Linked DNA regions of Homo sapiens: region 2 is linked to region 1. Evidence: chromatin loops called from intact Hi-C (ENCODE). Cell type or tissue: Calu3. All regions are shown on one strand. Each heading gives the region's core, and the rest is flanking DNA. Links, peaks and the distances in the headings are about the cores only.

The links. A loop is a pair of places that touch in the nucleus more often than their neighbours do. Peaks named below come from ENCODE experiments on the same cell type or tissue, not always from the same donor. Only the 100,000 strongest peaks of a DNase experiment are listed, where the experiment ranks them.
Region 2: a loop joins it to region 1, with 6 times the contacts of the local background. A loop is called at or near these places in 12 of 110 quality-filtered maps.

What each region holds. Positions count from the first base shown.
Region 1 is chr13:98,427,739-98,435,917 of GRCh38, forward strand. FARP1 (FERM, ARH/RhoGEF and pleckstrin domain protein 1) reads left to right here. Exons shown (of 27, transcript NM_005766.4): 18 at 3,305-3,542; 19 at 7,838-7,968. FARP1-AS1 (FARP1 antisense RNA 1) reads right to left here and starts at 8,102. Exons shown (of 2, transcript NR_046595.1): 1 at 8,034-8,102; 2 at 7,667-7,920. In Calu3, for the core only: no CTCF peak of the experiment used is centred there; a DNase peak (open chromatin) is centred at 3,543.
Region 2 is chr13:98,032,820-98,039,408 of GRCh38, forward strand. No RefSeq gene overlaps it. Among named protein-coding and RNA genes, the nearest start is that of IPO5, 82 kb to the left of the region's middle. In Calu3, for the core only: no CTCF peak of the experiment used is centred there; no DNase peak of the experiment used is centred there.

The sequences.
Region 1 (8,179 bases), core at 1,485-6,484:
GGAGCTGGCATTTCTGCATTCAGCCAGCTTCCCCTGCTGTGCTGGCATCTCAGGAGTGTGCTGATGCCATGAGCGTTTATAGCATGGAGCTCTGTGCAAGCAAAATAAAAATAGACGGAGAGGTTGCTGAGAGTCACTGGCAGCCTTTTTGAGAAGTTAGTTGGGGTTTTTTTTAATTGCTGTTTTTATTGTTTTAAAGAATTTCTATAAAGCATGGAGGGGCACAGCAGAAGTTTCCAGAAATGTGAGAAGCCCAGGCCAGCACTGTTGTCCAAATGCTTAGAGTGTTCTCGAGCCTGCAGTGTCTTTCCCGCTTCGCTCCCACCCCCGACCCGTGCACTCACCTGCTGTCATCAGTCTCAGCCTGATTGGCTCTTCCCAGACTCTGCACACAGGAGTGAGGTCACACAACCAAGGGAGGGTAGTCCAGGGTCTTTAACCACCTCCACAGAGTCAGAGACACCCAAATCAGGATCTCCAGCCCACGCTGTGAATGTCCACTTGCACACATCCATCCAGACGCACAAAAACGCTTGGAAATCAATGCAAAGAAAGGGCCTTTCATCCTGACCTTCACCTGCTTGGCAAGTGGGGACCTTCATTCCTTCCTGTATCGCCTGTCTCTCCAAGCTTCTACCACCTGTACCTCTTTCTGACACTTCTACCACTTTGCTTCTCCTGGCTCTCTGTTTTCTTCCTGCTAGGCGACCAGGCCAGCTTCCCAATGAGTCACCTCCCACCAACCCAGCCTTCCAACCCACTACTTATATGATGGCTGGAGTCACTGTTCATACAACACAAAACTGACAGCGCAAAGCCCTCCTGGTTTCTCTATGGTTTGGAGAATGCAGTCCAAACTCTAAACCTAGTGAAGAAAGCCTCTGCTCTAGTCCTAGGCTGTCTCTCCAGACCCTGCTCCCAACCCTTCACCTTCCACCCTGCCTTCCGGCCACCGTCAACTCATGTGTCCTCCCAAGACCTCTGCCTTGGCCTGGGTGTGTGCATTGCTTCGTTGGCTCTTTGGTATATACAGGGAAGACCTTTGGACACCCACTGTGTATGCCAGGCCCCCAAGGATGTGACGACATGCCAGGATGTTACAACATGATGATGCCCTCTCAAAATCAAATAGGGGACCACACGTGTGATAGCATCGCACAGAGCGACACACACATGCACGCACATGCACGCACACACATGCAAGAGCGTGTATAACTGGTGCAATCTGAATAAGCTCTGTGGGCTGTACCAATGTCAATTTCCTGGTGTTGATATTGTACTCTAGTTTTGCAGGATGTCACCATTGAGGGAGGCTGGGTGAGGGGTGCACAATCCCTCCCTGTATGTTTCTTTGCAACTTCCTATGAATGTCTATTTCAAAACAGAAAGTCATGAAATCAACCCAGCAGGGAGGCTGTGTGATAAGGGCGGTTGTGGAAAGACACAGCAGTGAGTGCGGGAGGATGCAGGAGTACAGAGCAGGGCAGGCCCCGGAGTAACCCCGAGGGATGGGGGGTCCTCAGCAGGGGTCACTGTGTGCAGAGTCTCTGGGTGCGAGAGTGTGCCGCATTTGGATGCAGGGCGGTCAGTGGGTGGCTCAGGGTGAGTCGCAAGCGTCAATGCCAGAGAGGTCAGAGGGATCCCGGCTTAAGGGGAGTCTGTTGAGTGGCATTGCAGAAAGTTCATTCAAGGGGCTCAACTCACAGTGAAGTGGAAGGGGCTGGAGACCACACAGCCAGAATGAGAACAGTGACCATGGGAAAGAAGACAAGGGCAGGTCCCACATTTTCTGGAGGACAAATTGATAGGACTTGGGGACGGGTTCATACAAGGAAAGAATGTGGAGTGTACCCCAGGTTTTAATGTCGTGAGTACCTGGCTGGTGGTGGTACCCATCCTGAAGTTAGAGAATAAATGCGGGGGCCCCAGCTGAGGCAGGAGGAAGTGGGCATGTGTCTGGACAGCTGTGTTTCCAGCTTTTTCCGGGGCGTGGGAGTGGAGAAGCCACTGAGGTTGGGCCATAGCCTGGATGAGAAATCTAGATCTGGTGCCGCATTTTCCTCTCTGACTTGGGCTACTCGCCTGTGCCAGATACTACCATAGGCTTTTCTACAAAAACAAGTCAATTACAAAACCTTTCATCATTTTGTGCCTTTTATATCTATAGACATGTATACAAATATACACCCACATACATGATAGAAGAATCTAGATTTCAGGCCGGGCGTGGTGCCTCATGCCTGTATTCCCAGCACTTTGGAAGGCCAAGGTGGGAGGATCACTTGAGGCCAGGAGTTTGAGACCACCAGCCTGGGCAACATAGTGAGACCCTGTCTCTAAAAATAAATAAATAATTTTTTTTTAAATTAGCTGGGTGTGGTGGCTCAAGCCTGCAGTCCCAGCTGCTCGAGGCTGAGGCAGGAGGATCCCTTGAGCCCAGGAGTTCGAGGCTGCAGTGAGCTGAGATTGCGCCACTGCACTCCAGCCTGGGCAATAGAGCGAGACCCTGTCACAAAAAATAAAAATTCAGATTTGGGAGTTACCAGCACATAGAGAGCAAGCCCACTCTGGGAGGTGATTATCAAGTGAGACTTGAAGAAAGCAAACTCGGTTTTTGTGTCCTGGGGTGTCCCCTGTCCTCTGCTCTCCCCCTATCTGCCTGGAAGTGTCCTTGCCTTGGGAGTCCTCCCTCCCACCCAGGTGAATTCATTCCTCCTTTAATGCTCTGTCATCCAAGCGCTTACTCTGTCCCCATCCCCACCATGACTCCAGGAGAGTCAGGGCGCTGTCTGACTCTCATCCATCTCCCCAGACCTAGCAGAGGAGGGGCTCACATAGCTGCTTAGCTACTGTCTGAGCAGACGGGGCGAGGGAAGCAGAACTGTGGTTTTAAAACGATGTAATGCTCACTGACGGCCCCTGGGCTGTTTGTTATCTGAAGACATTTAGAAGAAAACCACAGCCCTCCTTAAGGAGCTCCTGTTGATATATTTGTCCCCAGTTTTTCCAGGCTCAATTTTAAAGGAACATTTATACCTCTGATGTTATATACATAGCTTATATATTTTATGATCCATGTGTATTTTAAACTGCTCAGTACCTTAATAGGCCTTTTTATTTCATCCTGAGAACTTAAGTGAAATAACAAAAAGAGTGAACTATGAACAATGTGAAATTTAAGGAAATTAAACAAATCGTGAAATAGAGAGTGCAGGAGCGCTTCATTTCCCCAAGTGAAACTGGGCAGAACACAGGTGCATCCCATTCAGCTGAACAGGACCCTCCTCCTCTGTTGCCTCCCAAGCACCTGGCGGCTCACCTGTGGAAGCACAGCGAGGCCTTGGAGGCCCTGGAGAATGGAATCAAGAGCTCCCGGCGGCTGGAGAACTTCTGCAGAGACTTTGAGCTGCAGAAGGTGTGTTACCTACCGCTCAACACCTTCCTCCTGCGGCCACTGCACCGGCTCATGCACTACAAGCAGGTCCTGGAGCGGCTGTGCAAACACCACCCGCCGAGCCACGCCGACTTCAGGGACTGCCGAGGTGAGTGCTGGGAGCCTGCGCCACCTGGTGCCCATGCCACAGTTCAGGCCGGGTGCTCCCAGACTGAGCCCAGCCAGGGAGGGGCTCCCCGGGGAGAGAGGTCAGCTGATGCTGGGTCCCAGGTTTTCATCAGGGTGGGCGCCGGTTTTTATTCCTGCTCTGGTGTTTGGTTACATCTTGATTTTTTTTTTTTTTTTTTGAGACTGAGTCTCACTCTGTCGCCCAGGCTGGAGTGCAATGGTGCGATCTCGGCTCACTGCAACCTCCACCTCCCGGGTTCAAGCGATTCTCCTGCCTCAGCCTCTGGAGCAGCTAGGATTACAGGCGCCCGCCACCACGCCCGGCTAATTTTTGTATTTTTAGTAGAGACGGGGTTTCACCGTGTTGGTCAGGCTGGTCTCGAACTCCTGACCTTGTGATCCGCCCGCCTTGGCCTCCCAAAGTGCTGGGATTACAGGCGTGAGCCACGGTGCCCGGCCACATCTTGATCTTTCCGTAAAGAAGGTGCTGATGATCGTCAGGACCCCTTTCTTCCTTTGCCTCTTGCATGCATTTTCTCCTTTGGTTCCTGGGTGGTTTTGTGCAAAGATCCCTAGAGAAGCTCCGCTTACAGTTAGCCCCCACCCAGGAAGCTTGCTTCTACCCACGTGACGGAAACTCATCCCTCTACCATGGCCACAGAACATAGCTTGTAAGAAATCCTGTTGCTCATTGCTACCGGTCATTTGTAATGTGCCCATCAGCATAATGAGCATCTCTCCTGTATTAACTCTTCCCAAGCCTCAGGCACAGGTGAGTTCATCTTACATATGGGGACTACGGAGACTAGAGAGGTTAAGGAACCTGCCCAGAGTCACACAGCTTGGAGGGAAATGATTTGGAACCTAAATCTAGAACCCATGGTCACAACCGTCCTGCCCTTCTATCTCATGGACAGTCCTACCCGCTCGTACTTGCTCAGCCCCAGGCCAGGTGCTGTGTACCTGATACTGTACCAACGTTCACACCATTACTCCTTTAAGGACCCCTTTAGATCAATTGCATTATCCCATTTTACAGAGCGTGACGCTGAGACTCAGGGGAAGGGACTTGCTGGGTCACTCAGAGGTCAGAGCCGCATTCCAGACCTGCTTTTCCCACGGGGCCACGCGTGCTCTTCTGAACGGAAGTCGTTGTGTCTGGTGTCACAGTTGGTCTGTGGGTGTCTGCCCTCCCTGGCCTAGCATGCGGAGTTGGCCCTGCGTAGGTGGCTCCCGCACAGGTGGCCCGAATCCACACACCCACTAGGAGGGCAAGGCCCTTATTCCTTGCCTGAAATGTCAGAAACACCTCCCAACTCTTTAGCCAAAACTGTCATCTTTTTTAAAAATCCATCTTCTTACACCTTGGCTTAAAACCTGGGTGACGGCTGACTGCCTCAGGCTAAAATCGGAAGTCTTCATGACCTGGCCTGGCCAGCTCTCACACCCCAGCTGCGCAGCGAGCACCTGTACTGGGCGTGTGAGGGAGAAGGAACAGTGCGGCCCCTGACCTCACAGGACCCACTGGAGGGTCTGCAGGCAGGTACCTGGGTGCTGGAGGGTCTGCAGGCAGGTACCTGGGCAGTGGCAACCCTGCACTAGGGCCGTGAGAGAGAAGTGGACGGTGCAGTTGGAGCCGGGGCGTTAGGGGGTGTTGGGGGGATCTCGAAGGGAAATGGTGTCTAAGTTCAGAACTAACATGTAAATAGGAGTTTTCCTGGGTGAAAGGAGGGTGTGGAGAATAGAGTTAGAAACAGCACAAGCTCAGGTTCAGAGGGGACAGAGACCGGAACATTGCCAAAAGCGTGCAGGGCACAGGGAGAGCCACAAAGTGAGGCTGCGACAGAAAGCAGCGGCTACATCCCACTGCGCCCCATGGACCCCGCAAAGCCGTAACCTAAGAGCAGAGGCCGAACAGGAAGTGTTTTAAGGAGGGAAACAGTGATACCAGGCTTGTTCTAGAAAAACCGTTGTTAATATCTAGAATATATGGCGGACTCCTACAAATTAGTTGTTAAAAAAAGGCAACCCAATAGGTAGAAGACTTGGCAAAGTAATTGAGACAGTGACAGTTCACAGAAGGGGAACACAGGTGCCTCCTGACATGGTTTGTCATTGACCATCTGTCTTTAAAACAAACCATGCTGGCCAGGGGTGGTGGCTCACACCTGTAATCCCAGCACTTTGGGAGGCCAAGATGGGAGGATCACTGGAGGCTGGGAGTTCAAGAGCAGCCTGGGCAACACAGTGAGACCTTGTCTCTACAAAAAATTTAAAAATTACGAGCATGCACCTATAGTGCCGGCTACTCAGGAGGCTGAGGTGGGAGGATCGCATGAGCCCAGGAGTTGGAGGCTGCAGTGAGCTATGATTGCACCACAGCCCAGGCGACAGACCTAGACCCAGTCTCTAAAAACAAAACCATGCTGCCTCTTGCCTCCACACCTTGGTGCATTCCGTTCCTTCTGCTTAGAGTCCTGGCCACCACCTCCTTGGCCTTTCCTGGCCAGCTCTCTCTCGTCCTTTAAGCCTCAGCTTGTGCCTGGCACCTGATGTTGAGCTGACCTCCTGTCCGCCTTGTCCTGTCACACTGGCATTGCCTGTGTGTTGGCCGAGCCCGGAGGAAAGGACCCAGGGCCCCTCCTGGCTCTGAGGACTCCTCAGATCTGTCGCCCATGGGGGTGAGAGCGGTGTGTGGTTTTGAAGGCGCTGTTCTTGGCGGACTCATCCAGTTCCACTCTGCTATTTCTCTAAACAGTACCCAATGGAGATAGGCTATCCTTGATGATTGAGGAAGAGAGTGCTAGCTAGCTTAAAGCATGAAGTGGCAGCACTGTAGGAGCCTAGGTTTCCAGAGCTAGAGGGACACTGAATGCCAAGGGCTGTTCCCAGCACGCCCCTGCCCCTGAGCACCGGGGGCCGGGGTGCCATCATTCCATCATTTTCCTCTCAGAGCTCCCCACTACCCCCCAGCCCTGCCACTGAGCACTGGATGCCAAGTAAATGTTTATTGGACCAAACTGGGTGGTCATGTCTGAAAATCGAGCAAGGCCTGGGATTTGTCACTATGGCTGAGACCGCATTCTCTGATAAGCCTGGGAGAATTTAACTCGCATCCTTGGGGGAAAAAACAAGAAAACTAAATGCTTCCCTTCCAACACTGAAATGCTGGGGGAAAGCAGTGAAAGAGGTATTTAGAGTTCTGAAGACTGAAGTTCAGTCAACAAGTATTTCTTGCTTTTCTTGACCAAACTACCCAAGTGCTCAGCCGCTGGGGACTTGAGTGCCACCCAAACTTGTCAGCCACTGGGGACTTGCGTGCCACCCAAGCTTGTATTAATCAGGCACTAGCTTCTTTTAAATATTGGATGCCCACCAGTATAGGGGAGCCGTGCCTCTATCGAAAAATAAAGGCCTGATGTGGTGGCTCATGCCTGTAATCCCAGCACTTTGGGCGGCCAAGGCGTGTGGATCGCCTGAGGTCAGGAGTTCGAGACCAGCCTAACCAACATGGTGAAACCTTGTCTCTACTGAAAATACAAAATTAGCCGGGCGTGGTGGCACGCACCTGTAATCCCAGCTACTCGGGAGGCTGAGGCAGGACAATCACTTGAACCTGGGGGCAGAGGTTGCAGTGAGCTGAGATTATGCCATTGTACTCCAGCCTGGGCAACAAGAGCAAAACTCTGTCTCAAACAAATAAAAGAAAAGAAAAAATTTGAATTCTACAGCAATTCTTCACAACCATCTTGGTAAACAGTGTAATTTCCACACAAGACAGAACTGGGGTGTGGTGGAATGTTAGTTACCTGGAATATACTGACACTTCACAATATCAATTACACCTCCTCCCAAGGAGGTGCTGACTTTGCTCCAGATTTTTCTATGGCCTCTTTGTGCTCACTGTGCCTTGTTCTTTCCGAGTAACAGGAGGGAAAAGAAAAGTCTCTACCCAGGGACAAAATTCAAGGCAGTCTTCTTCCCCCGTGTCTTTCCCCTCTAAGCCAACAGGTCCGTCTAATTGAAGGACAGCTGTATGCCACGTCACCATGCAGGGGTCACTTAGTTTTAAGATGCTAAAGTGAAGCAAATAAATACAGAAAATACACCATCAATTTTTATTATAGAGAAATAGCACTGTTTTTGCTCAAAAGACACCTTTGAATACTGTGCAGGGACTGGAGTGATTTCCCTGCAGCGTTGAGCTGACAGCTGCTAGGGGAAGACCCCTGCCTGCCTTTCCCGCTGCAGACTGTGTATGTCTTTCCTTCACAGCCGCTTTGGCAGAGATCACGGAGATGGTGGCACAGCTCCACGGTACGATGATCAAGATGGAGAATTTCCAGAAGCTGCACGAACTCAAGAAAGATTTGATTGGCATTGACAATCTTGTGGTTCCGGGAAGGGTAAGCAGCAGTGGCCTCACTATGCACTGCGCGGGGAGCAGAAAGGAGGCATCGGAGGGACTTACATTTGAACCTTTTGAAGAGAGACCCTTGCAAAGCAAAATGTCCTCTTTCCATCCACCTGGGAGACAACTGGAAAAACACAACAGTGTCGTTAGTTCAGAATCATTGTGTTCGGAGGAGATAAAGCAATCCTCTGACCTCATATTCT
Region 2 (6,589 bases), core at 1-5,000, 400 kb before region 1:
GGCTCACGCCTGTATTCCCAACACTTCGGGAGGCTGAGACGGGCGGATCACAAGGTCAGGAGATCAAGACCATCCTGGCTAACATGGTGAAACCCCGTCTCTACTAAAAATAAAAAAAAAATTAGCCAGGCGTGGTGGCGGGCGCCTGTAGTCCCAGCTACTCAGGAGGCTGAGGCAGGAAAATGGCGTGAACCCGGGAGACAGAGTTTGCAGTGAGCCGAGATGGCGCCACTGCACTCCAGCCTGGGCGATAGAGCGAGACTCCGTCTCAAAAAAAATAAATAAAAATAAAAATGTGTCTCTCTGGCCAGGCGCAGTGGTTCACGCCTGTAATCCCAGCACTTTGGGAGGCTGAGGCAGGCAGATCACTTGAGCCCAGGAGTTTGAGACCAGCCTGGCCAACATGGTGAAACCCCGTCTCCACTGAAAATACAAAAATTAGCTGGATGTGGTGCCAGGCACCTGTAATCCCAGCTACTCAGGAGGCTGAAGCTGGTGAATTGGTTGAACCCTGGGAATTGGAGGTTGCAGTGAGCTGAGATGGCGCCACTGCATTCCAGCCTGGGCAGCAGAGCAAGACTCCGTCTCAAAACTAAACAAATAAATAAATAAATAAATAAATAAGCCTCTCTCTGGAGAAAACTGAGAACCTTGAGGGGGCAGCAGAGGAGCATCACTCACTGCTTTAAAAAGTTAGAGAACGACGGCTTCTGGAGCTTCACCATCTGAGGGAAAAATGCTTATGTGGAAGCATTTCTAAAGAATATACCAATTAGATGAGAAATGCGTCAAAGCTGAGGACTTCTCTCCAGGTGTACGGCGCGGCTGCCGTTTCAGCTGCTGGTCAGGGCCCTGCCTTCATCCTTCCATGCTCAACTGAATTCAGAGGGCAGACAGGTGAGAATGAAGCTCATCATGAACAATAGAACCCTAGGGGCAAGAAAGGTACAAATGATTCTCTAACAGAGCCATCCTGGGTTAATTATTAGTGTGTCTCCCACGAAGCCCGTCCTGGGTTAATCATTAGTGCGTTTGTACTGTCTCTTCTGATCCCCCTCCCTTGTTGGGGAAAATAATCTCACTAACAACATAAAATTGGTAAGGCTTGAGGTCTGAGCTATTATTTAATTAAAGTTATTTTGAAATTTTTGTTGTTGTTTTTTGAAACAGGGTCTCACTGTCACCCAGGCTGGAGTGTGGTGGCACGACCTCCGCTCACTGCAATGTCTATAAGCCCGGGCTCAAACGGTTCCCCCACCTCAGCTTCCCGAGTAGCTGAGACTACAGGCATGGCCACATCCCCCGGCTAATTTTTTTTTGTTTTTTGTAGAGACAGGGGTCTCAGTATGTTGCTCAGGCTAATCTTGAACTCCTGGGCTCAAGCAATACACCCGCCTCAGCCTCCCAAAGTGCTGGAATTATAGGCATGAGCCACCACACCTGGCCTGAAAGTATTTTTAATTGGGAGATACTTTAGAAACCTTTCTATACATTCAGTGCCAAATAAATGCAGTCATTAACGTGACAAATAATTAATAGCTATTTGATTATCTAGTGTTATTTTTTAAGTGCCTTTTTCTTTTTTCTTTTGAGACAGGGTCTCACTCTATCACCCAGGCTGGAGTGCAGTAGCGTGAACACAGCTCACTGCAGCCTCGACCTCCCAGGCCCAGGTAATCTTCCCACCTCAGCCTCCCAGATAGCTCAGACTACAGGTGCACCACCACGCCCTGCTCATTTTTTATGCTTTCTGTAGAGACAGCGTTTCTCACTATGTTACCTGGGCTGGTCTCGAACTCCTGGACTCAAGTGATCTACCTACTTTGGCCTCCCAAAGTGCTGGGATTGTGGCCGTGAGCCACCACACCCATACTTTTTTTTTTTAAGAGATAGGATCTCACTCTGTCACCCAAGTCTGGAGTGGTGCAATCATAGCTCACTGTAGCCTCAAACTCCTGGGTTCAAGCCATCCTTCCACCTCAGCCTCCCAGCAGCTAGGATTACAGGCATGTAGCGACACACCCAGATAATTTTTTCATTTTTTGTAGAGATGGAATCTCGCCGTGTTGCCCAGATTGGTCTCAAACTCCTGGCCTCAAGCAATGCTCCCACCTCAGCCCCCAAAGTGCTAGAATTATCGGCATGAGCCACGGCACCCAAACTTAAGGCAATATTGAGATTCCAGATTCCACATATTCCCACTAGAATTATGGCCTGCTACAATATGGTAAGCAAATGAGTAAGAATTTGGAGAAACCTTGAGAGTTTTAGGACCACAAATAATAACATAGTAGGATTAAGGGAAACATTGAGGATAAATATTAGAAAATATGAAAAAAAGAACTGTTACCCTAAAATACAGGTTAAGCTAGCTCTATGTACTTAACACATTTCTGAAGAAGAATGCATGTTCCATATGGTGAATACTTTTTATATTGTTATAAATGTGGCACATGCCCATGGAGAGAATGATAGCCTTTATGCATGATGAAACCCGTCATTTTGACATAACTCTGGACTTGCTCAATTATGTCTTTTGCCATTACTATCCATTTTAATGCATTTAGCTCTCCCACTCAAAGTGGGCAAAAAGAATGCTCAATTTATTGATTTCTCTGTATAACCAAAGGCAGACATGGGGGTGCGCACCTGTTACCTCAACTACTTGAGAGGCTGAGGCGAGAAGGTTGCTTGAACCCAGGAGTTCAAGGCTGCAGTGAGCTATGATTGTGCTATTGCACTTTAGCCTGGGCAACAGAGCAAGACTCTGTCTCTGGGGGAAAGAAAAAAAAACTTGTGTGTGCCAAAATATGTGGCCGTGTGGTGGTTTTCTTTAGAGCAAAAGGGCAGCCCCATGACTTCAAGACTTCAAAGGTAAGCACGGAAATTTCCCCTGTGTGGAGTGAGCATTTTCATTTCCATCACCCTGAAAAAGGCAGGTCCTAGATTCGGAACTGGGGACTGGCGAAGCAGGCTTTTGATGAGAAGGTTTGGGACCTAGTCATGTGGGTCTCGTCTCTGACTGGCCCAAGCCCACGCAAGAGCACTTTCCCACTGGAAGCTCAACCAGCCTTTGCCACATGGAGCCAGCCCAGATATCAGGGAGACTGTGTTTCTTTTGAGATGGAGTCTCGCTCTGTAACCAGGCTGGTGTGCAGTGGCGCGATCTCAGCTCACTGCAACCTCCGCCTCCCAAATTCAAGTGATTCTCCTGCCTCAGCCTCCTGAGTAGCTGGGACTACAGGTGCACACCACCACACCCCGCTAATTTTTTGTATTTTTAGTAGAGATGGGGTTTCACCATGTTGGCCAGGATGGTCTCGATCTCTTGACCTTGTGATCTGCCTGCCTCGGCCTCCCAAAGTGCTGGGATTGTAGGTATGAGCCACCGCACCTGGCCGAGATTCCGTCTCAAAGGGCCCCGGGATTGGTTCTGCTCACAGTAGCTGGTGGACTGATGTAGGTGAGCACTAGGATGTGCTTCCCTCCGTGATTTCCAAATTGTAAGTGTAGTTGTATCCAAGGCTGCAGTCTGGTCCCTGCTCAGCCACTTCTAGAACACCACCACAGAACAACCCCACTGCAGGGGTTGCTACCTGTGCCATAGTAGAAGGTGAGAAAAACAGGGAGTTACCACCCAACCGTGGACTCCGGAGTGACACTGCTTCGGCTGTGTGCAGACAACAGGGAGCTGAGGCCAGGCTGCTCTCTCCAGACTTGTTCTGCATTCAGGTTCTGCCCCCACAAAGTATGGACCTGACCTGCTGCTGCCTCTCACCCCACTCGCTTCCACTCTCAGTTCAGACCCAGTGTGAAGGCATCAGATTGGTAGAACTCAAGTTCCATCTGAAAACCTAGCTGTGGCCGGGCACAGTGGCTCACACCTGTCATCCCAGCACTTTAGGAGGCCGAGGGGGGTGGATCGTTTGAGGCCAGGAGTTCAAGACCAGCCTGGGCAACATAGCAAGACCCCATCTCTACTAAAAGTACAAAAATTAGCTGGGCATGGTGGCACATGCCTGTAATCCCAGCGACTTAGGAGGCTGAGGCAGGAGAATCACTTGAACCCAGGAGGTGGAGGTTGCAGTGAGCCGAGATTGTGCCACTGCACTCTAGCCTGGGCGACAGAGTGAGGCTCTGTCTCAAAAAAAAAGGCCTACATCTAGGCCTGAGGTTGTGCTATAGGCTGTTTATTTCTCCCCAAAATTCATGTTGAAACCTAATCTCAAACGTGATGGTATTGGAGGTGGGGCCTTCGGGAGGTGATTAGGTCACAAGGACAGAGCCCTCATAGATGCGATTCGTGCCCTTATAAAAGAGAGCTTGTAAGGGAGCTCCTTCACCCACCTGCCAGCAAGAAGACAGCTCTATGAAGCAGGAAGCAGCCCCTCTCCAAACACTGAGTCCACTGGTGCCTTGGTTTTGGACCTTTGGACCTCTCAGCGTCCAGAACTATGAGAACTAAATTTCTGTTGTTGATAAGTCACCCAATCTGTGGTAGTTTTTGGGGTTTTGTGTGTGTGTGTGTGTGTGTGTGTGTGTGTGTGTGTGTGTGTTTTGTTTGTTTGTTTTTTGTTTTTGAGCTTTGCTCTGTCTGTCGCCCAGGCTGGAGTGCAGTGGCGCATGTCAGCTCACTGCAACTTCTGCCTTGCATGTTCAAGCGATTCTCCCACCTCAGCCTCCCAAGTAGCTGGGATTACAGGCACCCACCACCATGCCCGGCTCGGCTAATTTTTGTATTTTAGTAGAGACGAGGTTTCACCGTGTTGCCCAGGCTGGTCTCGAACTTCTGACCTCAAGTGATCTGCCCGCCTTGGCGTCCCAAAGTGCTGGGATTGCAGGTGTGAGGCACCACACCCAGCCTATAGCAGTTTTGATACAGCAGCCAGAACAGACTAAGGCAGGTGGGGAGGGTGCTCCAGGTGGAAGGAAGTGCACAGGCAGAGGCCTGGCAGTGGGACCACGTGGTGCGCTCCAAGAGCTGAACTGGTGTCGGAGCTGGACAGAACAGTAACGTCAGGGCAGGCGTTTCTGTTTCCAGCTGGACAAAGAGAAGTCATGGGCAGGGAGATTCAAAAGACACAATGGTTTTTCTCCCTCTCATGATTAATTTGAGATAGATTCAGTAGCTGAGAAGCTGAGGCAAGCTTGGCATTTTAATACTTACAGAGTGAGTGAAAAATGACCTCCACGCAGAGGGGAAAGCTAACAAATTGAGGGATGATGGATAGCTTCTCTCTCTTCAAAGAGGGGAGCCCCTTGAAAGGTTTCTGACATGAAGGTGAGGTTCTAGAGCTGAGCTGTCCAACCCAGCAGCCACCAGCACATGTGGCCTTGAGCTTGAGCTTGAGACGTGGCTAGCACTTTGGATGGGATGTGCTGCAGGTGTGAAATATATACCTGACTGCAGGAGACAGAGCGTGGGAAAAAAAGGAATCTCAGTAATAATGGAATATATGGATTCCATGTTGAAATGATACTATTTTGGATATATTCAACAAAATATATTGTTAAAATTAATTTTACCCCTTTCTTCTTACTTTTTAAAGTGTGGCTACCAGAACATTTTTCTTTTAAGACAGAGTTTCTCTCTTGTTGCCCAGGCTGGAGTGCAATGGCGCGATCTTGGCTCACCACAACCTCCGCCTCCCAGGTTCAAGCCATTCTCCTTCCTCAGCCTCCCGAGTAGCTGGGATTACAGGCGCGCACCACCACGCCTGGCTAATTTTGATGCACAGCTATTTTTTGTTTTTGTTTTTGTGTTTTTTGTATTTTAGTAGAGACAGGGTTTCACCATGTTGGCCACAATGGTCTCAATCTCCTGACCTCATTATCTGCCTTCCTCGGCCTCCCAAAATGCTGGGATTACAGGCGTGAGCCACCGTGCCCGGCTACCAGAACATTTTTAATTACACACATGGCTAACATTATATTTCTTTTTTTTTTTTTTTTGAGATGGAATCTCACTCTGTTGCCCAGGCTGGAGTACAGTGGTGCAATCTCAGCTCACTGCAACCTCCACCTCCCAGGTTCAAGTGATCCTTCTGCCTCAGCCTCCCAAGTAGCTGGGATTACAAGCATGAGCCACCACACCCAGCTAATTTTTTTATTTTTAGTAGAGACAGGGTTCCACCCATGTTGGCCAGGCTGGTCTCGATATCCTGACTTCAAGTGATCCACCCACCTCGGCCTCCCAAACTGTTGGGATTACAGGCATGAGCCACCACACCAGGCCCTAACATTATATTTCTATTGGACAGTGCTATTTTTGAGTGCCTTATTCTACCTAAACAAAATTCAAAGGAATTTGTTTAAAGTGGTTACCTCTGAAACCCCAGAGCCTCATGCAATTATTTTTCCCTGTAAATTTCAGGTCTGCCAGCTCCCTAGCCCTGTCTTGCTTGAGACTAGATTTTTATGTTATAAACCATGCTTCCAATAATATATCCATCTTTGAAGAATGAATTTTGAAGTTACAGAGTTATGCTTTTGGTAAGAAAGAATACAATTTTAAAATTTTTTATGGGTCTTTAATATCTCGTGATGTGAATGCTGCTCACTCAGGGCTATCGACGCACAAAAAGCAGCT